2 separate regions of the Homo sapiens genome follow, and region 1 is linked to region 2. Evidence: chromatin contacts called from ENCODE Hi-C or POLR2A ChIA-PET data. All regions are on one chromosome and are shown on one strand. Each heading gives the region's core, a stretch centred on a gene start or an enhancer-like site at or near the end of the contact. The rest is flanking DNA. Distances are from core to core; before and after follow the strand shown.

Region 1 (5,795 bases), core at 15-2,514, 83 kb after region 2:
GGCCTCCCCTTTCCCTCCCCCTCCATCTGTCCTGGTGGATTGGATCCCAGGGCTGGGCTCAGCTCTTACACTTGTGAGGTGTGACCAGCAGGTCTAGCGTCTTCTGGGACAGATTGGGCCAAATCGCCATCATCTCCTTCCGCAGCTCAGCGTCCATCTGCTGTTTGTCGGCTCCTCCTGCAATGGGGGTGTAGACAGACCCTGACTGCCTGCCTGGGTGTCAGCTGGACTCTGGGTCAGCTGCAAAGCCATAGGCTCCCGAGAACGAGACCCCAATCTTTCTGGTCCCCATGGGGTCTCCAGTTCCCCAACGGCCTGGCCCAGAGGAGGCCCTGGGCAGTGCTGCTGGAATGACCTTGTGGGCTCTGGTTTTCGGTGGGGCCAGGACCATGGAGCAGCTGTGCAGGAGACAGCCCGGCATGGAGAACAGCTGGGCGACCTGGGTCCCAATCTTGTCTCCCAGTTATCGGCTGCATGACTTAGGTTACTCTACCACTTAGTAACTCAGTTTCTCCATCTGTGAAATGGAGATGATAGCAAGAGTACTTGCCTCACCTGGTTGTTGTGTGTGTGTGTGTGTGTTTTTTTTTTTTTTTTAGACAGAGTCTTGCTCTGTTGCCCAGGCTGGAGTGCAGTGGCACGAGCTTGGCTCACTGCAACCTCCGACTCCTGGGTTCAAGCAATTCTCCTGTCTCAGCTTCCCGAGTAGCTGGGATTACAGACATGCACCACCATGCCTGGCTAATTTTTTGTATTTTTAGTAGAGACGGAGTTTCACCATGTTGGTCAAGCTGGTCTCGAACTCCTAACCTCGGGTGATCCACACGCCTCGGCCTCCCAAAGTGCTGGGATTACAGGCGTAAGCCACCGCGCCTGGCTGGTTGTTTTTTTTTTGTTTTTTTTTTGAGATGGAGTTTCACTCTTGTTGCCCAGGCTGGAGTGCAATGGTGCAATCTCAGCTCACTGCAACCTCTGCCTCCTGGGTTCAAGCGATTCTCCTGCCTCAGCCTCCCGAGTAGCTGGGATTACAGGTGTGCACCACCACGCCCAACTAATTTTGTATTTTTAGTAGAGACGGGGTTTCACCATGTTGGCCAGGCTGGTCTCAAACTCCTGACCTCAGGTGATCCACCCTCCTCAGCCTCCCAAAGTGCTGGCGATTACATGCGTGAGCCACCGCGTCTGGCCTGTTTTTTTTTTTTTTTTGACAGAGTCTCTCTCTGTTCCCAGGCTGAAGTGCAGTCATGTGATCTCGACTCACTGTTACCTCCGCCTCCCAGGTTCAAGAGATTCTCCCGCTTCAGCTTCCTGAGTAGCTGGGACTACAGGCACGCACCACCATGCCTGGCTATCACCTGGTTGTTTGATGATCAAAGTAACGTGCGTGCAGCCTTGGGACAGTGTCTGCCATAGGATTATTACTGCAGTGACCCATCTGTTCAAGGCTGGGACGCCCTGGAGCATCCCCAACAGAGGAAGTTTTGGTTTTGGTTTTATTTTGATTTTTGAGACAGGGTTTTGCTCTGTCGCCCAGGCTAGAGTGCCGTGGCACAAACATAGCTCACTGCAGTCTCGACCTCCTGGGCTCAAGATCCTCCCACCTCAGCCTCCCAAAGTGCTGGAATTACAGATGAAAGCCACTGTGCGTGGCTCAGAGGAGGTCTTTTCCCCTTTCCCAAGTCTCCACTGCCACGGACATGCCCTTGGCCTGCAGCCAGTCCCTCGTCCCTCACCCCAGTCATGGGGTGAGTCATTAAAGCTCTCTGACGGTGTTTCCTGGCCCTCCTACCTGAGTACATGGGGGGGTTCCTCCTGTGGTTGGCAGGGCCATGTGATGAGTCCTTGCTAATGGGGTGTGCACCATGTAATGTGCCACTTTGGGGCCAGAGCATTTATTATTATTTTTATTATTGTTATTATTTTTGAGATGGAGTCTCGCTCTGTCACTCAGGCTGGAGTGCAATGGCATGATCTCGGCTCACTGCAACCTCCACCTTCAGAGTTCAAGCGATTCTCCTACCTCAGCCTCCTGAGTAGCTGGGATTACAGACATCTGCCTGGCTATTTTTATATTTTTGTAGAGACAGGGTTTCACCATGTTGGCCAGGCTGGTCTCGAACTCCTGACCTCAGGTGATCTGCCTGCCTCGGCCTCCCAAAGTGCTGGGATTACAGGCATGAGCCACTGTGCCTGGCCTATTATTTTTTTTAAAAATTTATCTATCTATCTATCTATCTATCTATCTATCTATCTATCTATCTATCTATCATCTATCTATCGATCGACAGGGACTTACTCTGTTGCCCAGGCTGTGGCACAATCTTTGTTCACCGAAGCCTTGAGCTCCTGGGCTCAAGCAATCCACATTCTGACAGTCAGAATGTCACTGTGGGCTGCTATTTGGATATGCTAACTGGGTTTACGTTTAATATGCTAATTGGTTCAGGCAGGTAGTTGGCTCTGCCCTCAATGCCTGGGGTGGGGGGCTTGAAAGAGGATAGGGTCCAGCCTGGTCAACATGGTGAAACCAGTCTCTAGTAAAAATGCAAAAATTAGCTGGGCGTGGTGGCGTGCGCCTGTAATCCCAACTACTCGGGAGGCTGAGGCATGAGAATCGCTTGAACCTGGGAGGTGGAGGCTGCAGTGGTGAGTTGAGACTGCGCCACTGCACTCCAGCCTGGGCGACAGAACGAGACTCCGTCTCAAAACAATACAAAACAAACAAAACCAAAACCAAAATAGAGATTCTTCTGGGCAGAGAGAACAGAGGGGTGGGTGGGAGAGAGAAACAGATGGACAGGGAAGAGAGAGAGAGAGACAGAGACAGAGAGAATGAGATGGACTTGCCCCCTTTCTCCCAGTCTCCAGCAATGAATGGTGACACCATTTTTGAGAATCTGAAGAATGAGGTTAATCTGTACCCCCTTTGCAGCCCCTTAGCCTGCTGGAAAGGAAGCTCAGTGTGCTTAGAAAGTGAGCTGAACTATGAAAAGAAAGCGCGTTATGTTCTCCTGAGACCCGCATCTGCTCAAAGGGCTGCCACTGTTATCACTCTTCCATTGTTGTCCCCACACCCTCTTGACCTTCCGTAACCCCGAGAGCCTGGCTCAGCTGTGGAACTCCAGGATGAGGCCTGGCACCCACTGAGGACAAGAGGTGGAGGGGCTCCTGGCTGAGAAATCTGGGGGATCATTGTCTTCAGGGAACTGAGTGGCATCTGGGGTACAAGTAACAACTGTGACAGCCAAATTCAGAGACATCTCCAGGAGTCTTTGAAACCCTCAGGAAGGGAATCCAGTAGGTGTCATAGAAGCTGGGGTGCTAAGCAGTAAGGACTAGCTCAGTAGGCTAGTGTTGTCCAAACCCTGCACATTCCGATGAAAGGACTGGCCCATTGACTTGCTCCTGGGAGGTGATCTCTAAGCCTTTGAAATGTCCTGCCTGAAGAGTGTCTTTATTTAGCAGGGGGCCTTGGGCCACACTGTATAGTTCATTCTTTTTTTTTTTTTTTTTTTTTTTTAAAAAAAAGAGATAGGGTCTCACTATGTTGCCTAGGCTGGTCTCGAACTCCTGGCCTCAAACGATCCTCCAGCCTCAGCCTCCCAAAGTGCTGGGATTATAGGCATGAGTCACTGTACCCGGCCAATACAGTTCATTCTATTTATTTATTTATTTTGAGATGGTGTTTTTGCTCTATTGCCCAGGCTGGAGTGCAATGGTGCGATCTTGGCTCACTGCAACCTCGGCCTCCTAGTTTCAAGTGATTCTCCTGCCTCAGCTTCCCCAGTAGCTGGGATTACAGCCGCCCGCCGCCACGCCTGGATAATTTTCCATACAGTTCATTCTAACAATGCGATTTATCGTTGGGGTCTTGGGCCACGTGGTATCAGTTTGACCTCTGGAGGGACTGGAGACTGAGTAACTACGTCAGCCCTGCCTATATGACAAACCCTCAATAAAAACCCTGGGGCACCAAGGCTCAGGTGAGCTTCCCTGGTTGGCAGTACACGGTGCGTGTTGTCACACACTGCAGGGAGAATTAAGCGTTGTCTGTGCAACTCCACTGGAGGCAGACAACTGGAAGCTCGCACCTGGTGTCTCCTGGACCCTTCCCCAGATGCCCTTCCTTTGCGCATTTTATGTTTTTGGAATTTGTTTGTTTGTTTGAGACAGAGTCTTGCTCTGTTGCCCAGGCTGGAGTGCAGTGGCGTGATCTTGGCTTAATGTAGCTCTATCTCCTGGGTTGAAAGGATTCTTGTGCCTCAGCCTCTGGAGTAGCTGGGACTACAGGTGTATGCCACCACACCTGGCTAATTTTCTTTTTGGACAGAGTTTTGATCTTGTCACACAGGCTGGAGTGCAATGGCACAGTCTCAGCTCACTGCAACCTCTGCCTCCCAGGGTCAAGCGATTCTCCTGCCTCAGCCTCCTGAGTAGTTGGGATTACAGGGGTCTGGCACCATGCCTAATTTTTGTATTTTTGGTAGAGACGGGGTTTCGCCATGTTGGCCAGGCTGGTCTCAAACTTGTGACCTCAAGTGATCTGCCCGCCTTGCCCTCCCAAAGTGCCAGGATTACAGGCGTAAGCCACCATGCCAGGCCCTTTGCAGATTTTTTTTTTTTTTTTTTTTCTAATAGAGTCTCACTCTGTCCAGCCTGGAGTGAAGTGGCGGGATCTCGGCTCACTGCAACCTCTGCCTCCTGGGCTCAAGTGATTCTCCTACCTTAGCCTTCCAAGTAGCTGGGATTACTGGCGCCAGCCACCACGCCTGGCTAATTTTTGTATTTTTAGTAGAGACAGGGTTTCACCATGTTGGTCAGGCTGGTCTTGAACTCGTGACCTCAAGTGATCTGCCTACCTCGCCCTCCCAAAGTGCTGGGATTACAGGCGTGAGCCACCGTGCCCGGCCCTTTGCAGATTTTAATCTATATTCTTTCACTGTAATAAACTGTGAGTATAAAAACTTTTCTCAGTTCTGAGTTCTTCCAGGGAATCACTGAACCTGTGGGTGGTTTTGGGACCCCTGAACACAGATTCTCAGAGTGCCACAGAAGCTGAGTTACGATGGCATTACATACAAAGAGTGGGGGTGTTGTTAGACCCGTTGTACAAACGAAGGAACTGTGGTAGGCAGAATTCAAAAGCTGCCCTTCTGCCAAGATTCTGTTTATTCAAACACTAATCTAGGGACCATTGCCCAGGCTATGAAGGGACTTTGCAGATATAATTAAAATACCGGAGGCCCGGTGCGGTGGCTCACGCCTGTAATCCCAGCACTTTGGGAGGCCGAGGTGGGCAGATCACGAGGTTGGGAGATCGAGACCATCCTGCTATCATGGTGAAACCCCGTTTCTACTAAAAATACAAAAAATTATCCGGGCGTGGTGGCACGCATCTGTAGTCCCACCTACTTGGGAGGCTGAGGCAGAATCACTTGAACCCGGGAGATGGAGGTTGCAGTGAGCCGAGATTGCGCCACTGCACTCCAGCCTGGGTGACAGAACAAGACTCCGTTTCAAAAAAAAAAAAAAAAAGAAAGAAAATGCTGGGCATGGTGGCTCACTCCTGTAATCCCAGCACTTTGGGAGGCTGAGGCGGGTGGATCACCTGAGGTCAGGAGTTCAAAACCAGCCTGGCCAACCTTGTGAAACCCCATCTCTACTAAAAATACAAAAAAATTTAGCTGGGCGTGGTGGTGGGCACCTGTAATCTCAGCTACTCAGGAGGCTGAGGCAGGAGAATTGCTTGAACCTGGGAGGCGGAGATTGCAGTGAACTGAGATCACACTATTATA
Region 2 (6,025 bases), core at 3,138-5,637:
GGCTTAAACAACAGACATTTATATTTCAGAGTGCTGGGGGCTGGCAGTCTAGATGAGAGTGCCAGCGTGGTCAGGTTCTGGTGAGGGCTCTCTTCATGGCTTGCAGACAGCTGCCTTCTTAATACCACCGTTATGACCTCAATTAACCTTAATTAGCTCCCAAAGGTTTTATCTCCAGATACAGGCACATTGGGGCTCAGAGTTTCAATCTGTGAATTTGGAGGGACATACTTTGTCCATAGCAGAGCCCTGAGACTGAGCCCAGTCCCCTGGAGGTGAAAACCCTTTCTGGAAGGGCCACACTCCCCATCCACTACTGCCCTTCCTAGATCTCAGCTCCAGTGTCACCCCTTCTGGGCAAGGTCAGGCACCCCAGTGTGTAGCACATTGATCTGTGTGACCAAGGATGAATGGCCCTGTCTCCTGCTGGACTGTGAGCTCCAGAGGCAGGGCTACTTTGTCACCATTGTGGCCTGCCCAGGCAGGGACCTGGCAAATATTTATTGAGTAGTTGTTGGGAAGTCATGGAAACCGTGTGCTGTGCCCTTGGGTCTCACCAGAAGATCTGCTCAGGCCCAGGGCCAGGACTAGGCACTGTCCTGGCCAGGAAGGTCCCAGCTGCCCTGTGGCCTCCTGCCCTTGTCCCCCACACCCTCAGGGGTGCTGATATGCTGAATTTTAAGGAGAGATGATTCTCATATGGTTTTCTGCCCTTGGGGAGTTTATAGTCAAGTGGGACTTAGTTTCCTCAGAGGTAAGCTTAAGGGCACTGTGGCCGGGGTGGGGCAGGAGAGGGACATCTTCTCTAGCCTGGAGAAGTGAGTAGCTGAGGGTGGAGGAAGAGGGTATTCCAGGCAGGGTGCACAGCTTGGGCAAAGGCCTCGCTGCAGTAGAGGAGGACCAGGCAGTGTGTTTGAGCCTGACTTAGGTGGGGATTTGGTGGGGACTAGAACCATTAGGTGGTTTAGAGACCTCAATCCTCGACTCCATCCCACCCCTGCTTCAGCCAGCAGGTGACCCTGCTAGGGACCTGCCAGCGAGAGACCCGTTTCCTCTGAGTCCAGTCATGCTAGCTCCCTTCCTGGGGCTAGCGTGGGTGAGGGCTTCTTGCAGGGGCCCACATAGTTTTTCTCCTGAGTCCATTGGGCAGGATTGGGCCGGATTGGGCCAATCACAGAGGGATGGAGGGGTTCCCAGAGATGGGTCTGCTCTGGCCCACACTGCAGCTCACCCCTGTCCACTCTGTGCGGGGGCCACTGGGGAACTAGACGAACAGCATTCAGGTCACTGTGGCTCACAGACCCGTCGCCCCACTCCGCTCGTCCCCAGCAGCATGGAGGGAGGGAGAGCTCCCGTGCGCTAATTGGCTGAGCTATTTGGACCAATTGCTAATCAAAGGCTCCAAAGCCCTGGGTGCTGTGGTGCTGGGCTCTGAAGCTGAGGTTCACAAGGTATGGGGGACCTCAGTCTGAGCATCAGGTTGGCTCTCATTCTCAGGAGGGGACCTGGGCCACCTTCCCAACCCCCACATCTCTGTTGCCTCCTATTATCCCCGTAACCTTTCAGTCTCCATTGCCAAATGGGGGGGTTCAAGACCAGCCTGGACAACATAGTGAGACCCTGTCTTTAAAAAAAAAAAAATTACCTGTGGCCGGTGCTGGGTGCTTGGTAAGGTCACCTTGAAGCAGTCCTGTGCCCGTTCTGCACTGTTTTGTTTGTTTGTTTGGTTGGCTGGTTGGTTGGTTGGTTTTGGTGGGGTAGTGGGGTCGGGGGATGTGGTTTTTTGTTTTTGCTTTTTTTGTTTTAGAGACAGGGTCTCGCTCTATGACCCAGGCTGAAATATAGTGGCACAATCATCACTCACTGCAGCCTCTAACTTTTTGGCTCAAGTGATCCTCCCACCTGAGCCTCCCAAGTAGCTGGGACTACAGGTGCAAGCCACCAAGCCCCACTAATTTTAAAATTTTTTGTAGAGATAGGGGTCTCACTATGTTGCCCAGACTGGTCTTGAACCCCTGGCTTCAGGGGCTCCTCCTGCTTCTGCCTCTCAGAGTGCTGTGATTACAGGCGTGAGCCACCGTGCCCAGCCTCTCTGCACTGTTCTTTAACACATTTACAAATATTTACTGAGCATCTATTTCATTCTAAAGAACTAATCTTGAATAAAACCAGCCAGAATGTTTGCCTTCATTGAGCTGACAGTGCCCTTGGAGGGGTTAACTGTACATACACCTCTTTTTTCTTTTCTTTTTTTTTTTTTTTTTTGAGATGGAGTATCACTCTGTTGCCCAGGCTGGAGTGTAGTGACTCGATCTCAGCTCACTGCAACCTCCACCTCCCAAGTTCAAGTGATTCTCGTGCCTCAGCCTCCTGAGTAGCTGGAACTACAGATGTGCACCACCACACCCGGCTAATTTTTGTATTTTTAGTAGAGACGGGGTTTCACCATGTTGGCCAAGCTGGTCTTGACCTCCTGACCTCAGGTGATCTGCCCGCCTCAGCCTCCCAATGTGCTGGGATTACAGGCGTGAGCCACCGCGCCTGGCCTGTACATATAACTCTTAAAATGCTGCCCTGACCCTGGGGCTCACTTTCAAAGATGTCCACACTCTGTAGGCCAGGACCCCACCTGTCCCATACCCTTCCTGGCAGCCCTGTCCCTGCTACATCGCCCTTCAGCTACACCAGCTTTCTTTGGGTCCCTGGACCACACCTGATACCTTCCCGCCCAGAAGTGTTATCTCTGTCCTGGCAGTTGCTCAACCTTTTATGGTCCCTACCACCAAGGCCATCTGCTTGGTTGACATACCCACCCCAACTGTAATTAAATCATCCCCGGTGTCTCCTCACTAGACAGCTCCACATAAGCACAGCTGGTCCTTTTAGGGCTGTGTCCCCAGCACCTCCCACAAAGGAGGATGCAGTTCATCAGGATGGGTTGGATGAACAGCCCATTTTACAGATGAATAAACTGAGGCACAGGCAGGTGCAGGATTTTGGCAGCACTGCACACCTGTCCTGGCTTTGTCCTCCTCCCTGGGGAATGAGCTTGGAGCACCCCTCTAGGAACTGGGATGCCAGCCTCTTCCCTTGACCATCTTGGTCCTTGTCATGTGGGCCCCAGTACCAGGGGTGGCTTTAATTTGGCTGCCCAGGGAGGTGGTTCAGGGCTGCCAGGACCCCTGAAGTAGGCTCTCTGGGCTCTGTCCTTTGCCCCCCAACATGGTGCCTGTTTCTCCTGCCTCTTCATGCAGAGTGGCCAGCTCCTGGCCCATTCAGCTCTGAGTTTGAGCTCCTGGGCGGAGATTTTTGTTGCCTTGTAACTGGGATTCCTAGATCCAGCCTCCACCCTCTGATTGCCCTAAGGAGGTTTTGGGGTTTTGTTTTGTTTTGTTTGTGTTTTCGTAGGATGGTGGCAGTGATTTTGAGGAGGGGAAGAGGAAGGAAGATACAAGCAAGGGAAGTCACAGGCTGTGGTGCCTAGGCAGACCCTGGTTTGAATCTTGGCCTTACCACTTTTTGCATGTAAGTGGTAGGGGCAGCAGATAGCTCAGGACATATCTTGGGTTTTTTTGTTTGTTTTTGTTTTGAGACATAGTCTCACTCTGTTGCCCAGGCTAGAGTGCAATGGCACAATCTTGACTCACTGCAACCTCCACCCTCCCGGGTTCAAGTGATTCTCCTGCCTCAGCCTCCCGAGTAGCTGGGATTACAGGCACCGGCCACCACACCCAGCTAATTTTTGTATTTTTAATAAAGATGGAGTTTCACCGTGTTTGCCAGGCTGGTCTCGAACTCCCGACCTCAGGTGATCCACCTGACTCGGCCTCCCAAAGTGCTGGGATTGGCCAGGTGTGGTGGCTCATGCCTGTAATCCTACACTTTGGGAGGCCAAGGCAGGTGGATCATTTGAGGTCAGTAGTTCAAGACCAGCCTGGCCTATGTGGTGAAACCGCATCTCTACTACAAGTACAAAAATTAGCCGGACATGGTGGCACACGCCTGTAGGCCCAGCTACTCAGGAGGCTGAGAATCACTTGACCCTGGGAGGCGGAGGTTGCAGTGAGCCGAGATGGCACCACTGCACTCCAGCCTGGGTAACAGAGCAAGACTCTGTCTTAAAAAAAAAAAAAAAAAAAAAAGTGCTGGGATTACAGGCTTGAGTCATCCCGCCCTTCAGGACATATCTTTTGAATTTTGAACCTGGTGAATGAATTTTTAGATGACCTCAGGACAGTCCTCAATTTCCACATGACCTCAGTTTTTCCAGCTTTGCAAGGGGAGTATGAAACCAGCCCTGAAGTCTTGCTAAGAGGATTCGGGGAGCTCATAGAAGTTGTGAGTTGGTTCCTCCATTCGCCTGGGTGTTGTAAGGGGCAGGGCCTGTGTCTTGCTTGTGGCCTGCCAGGGTAGCAGCTCAGTAAGTGAGATGGTATCTCACTGTGGTTAGGATTCACATTTCCCTGATGACTAGTAATGTTTCCGTGTAATTTCTTGAATGATCATTCAGTAACAATAAGTGTAGGTTGAGTTTGTAGAATCAGGTTGACCTCCTCAGCCTCGATTTCCAAATGGAGAAAGCAGAGATTTGGAGCTCCTGGTCAGAGGAGCAGGTCGGTGCTGGAGCCAGGACTCAACCTTAGGTTGTACCTCTGAGCCTTTGAACACTTGCCGTTTCTATTCCTCACAGCAGCCCTTTCAGACGGAACGGGTGTTACCAGATTAGGAGGAGAGTGGCCACTGTATTCTCAGTGCCCAGCCCAGGGAGGCAGATCTGAGTGGAGTTGCTAATGAAACATGGAAGGTGCTTGAGAGCTAACTGGAAGGGAGGGAAGGTGTGCATTCCTGCACCAGGGCCTTTGCATGTACTTGTTACTTTCTCCTGCTGGCCAGCTGGAGTGTCTGGAAAGATCTGCCTTACTCAGGGAAGCCTTCTCACTCGCACTCTGCCCAGTTAGGACCACTGCCCTCTAGAGACCCTATAGAATTACAGAGGAGGCCGGGCGTGATAGCTCACACCTGGAATCCCAGCACTCCAGCCTGGGCGACAGAGTGAGACTCCATCTCAAAAAAAAAAAAGAAAAAAGAATAAACCCCACACACCTTTGCCTTCCCTTTGCTTTCCCTCACCACACCCCCATTCTCCCCGCCTCCCAGCCCCTGGCAACCACTAATCTGCCTCCTGTCTGCGTGGATTTGCCTGTCCTGGACATTTCCTATAAATGGATCATACAATCTGTGGTCCTTTTGTTTGGCCTCTTTCTGTTGGAATAATCTTTTCCAGGGACATCCATGTTGTAGCATGTGTCAGAATTTCCTTTCTTTTTATAGCTGAATAATATCCCATTGTATGGACTGACCATGTTTAGTTGGCCCATCCATCCGCAGATGGACGTTTGGATTGTTTCCACCTTTGGGCTATTGTGAATAATGCTGCTGTGAACGTTTGTTTACAGGTTTTCAATGCAGGCAAATGTTTTCGTTTTTCCTGGGCATAAATTCCAGGAGTGGAATCGCTGGGTCATATGGTAACTCTCTTTAACCGTTTGAGGAACCGTCAGACTGTTCTCCATGGTGGCTGTGCCATTTGACATTCCCACAAGCAGTGGAAATGGGTTCTGGATTTCTCATCCTCACCAACTTTTTTGATTCCAGCCATCCTAGTGGGTGTGAGATGGTGTCTCATTGTGGTTAGGATTTGCATTTCCCTGATGATGTTTTCTTCTAATTTCCCTGATGACTAGAGATGTTTTCATGTAAGTTATTTATTTATTTATTTATTTTTGAGACAGTGTCTCTGTCTGTATCCCAGGCTGGAGTATAGTGGCGCAATCACAGCTCACTGCAGCCTTGACCTGGGCTCAACAACAGATCCACCCCCCACCACACCCTCCCTAGTAGCTGGGACCACAGGTGTGCTCCACCATGCCGGGGTAATTTTTGTATTTTTCGTAAGAGGCAGGGTTTCACCATGCTGCCCAGGCTGGTCTCAATCTCCTAGGCTCAAGTGATCCACACGCCTTGC

Evidence for each region. Hi-C counts contacts between places; a loop is a spot of excess contacts on that map. ChIA-PET counts read pairs that join two places held with the same protein, here RNA polymerase II (POLR2A). Pooled maps may share reads with other maps.
Region 1: POLR2A ChIA-PET joins it to region 2 with 10 read pairs in activated CD4-positive, alpha-beta T cell. The contact joins two enhancer-like sites. A Hi-C loop is called at or near these places in 5 of 50 pooled maps. POLR2A ChIA-PET finds 5 or more read pairs at or near these places in 10 of 52 experiments (B cell, CD4-positive, alpha-beta memory T cell, CD8-positive, alpha-beta memory T cell and 7 more).

Annotation. Positions count from the first base shown.
Region 1 is chr19:13,214,432-13,220,226 of GRCh38, forward strand. It overlaps CACNA1A (calcium voltage-gated channel subunit alpha1 A), which reads right to left. Exons shown (of 47, transcript NM_001127222.2): 39 at 70-177. Among named protein-coding and RNA genes, the nearest start is that of IER2, 67 kb to the left of the region's middle. RefSeq lists a silencer at 1,170-1,370 and enhancers at 1,251-1,300, 1,421-1,790. Within about 2 kb of position 1,265, at least 5 of the 41 ENCODE cell types and tissues checked have a DNase peak (open chromatin) inside an H3K27ac peak, as active enhancers do.
Region 2 is chr19:13,128,289-13,134,313 of GRCh38, forward strand. The region is part of intron 1 of NACC1 (nucleus accumbens associated 1); the gene reads left to right. Among named protein-coding and RNA genes, the nearest start is that of NACC1, 13 kb to the left of the region's middle. Within about 2 kb of position 4,388, at least 2 of the 41 ENCODE cell types and tissues checked have a DNase peak (open chromatin) inside an H3K27ac peak, as active enhancers do.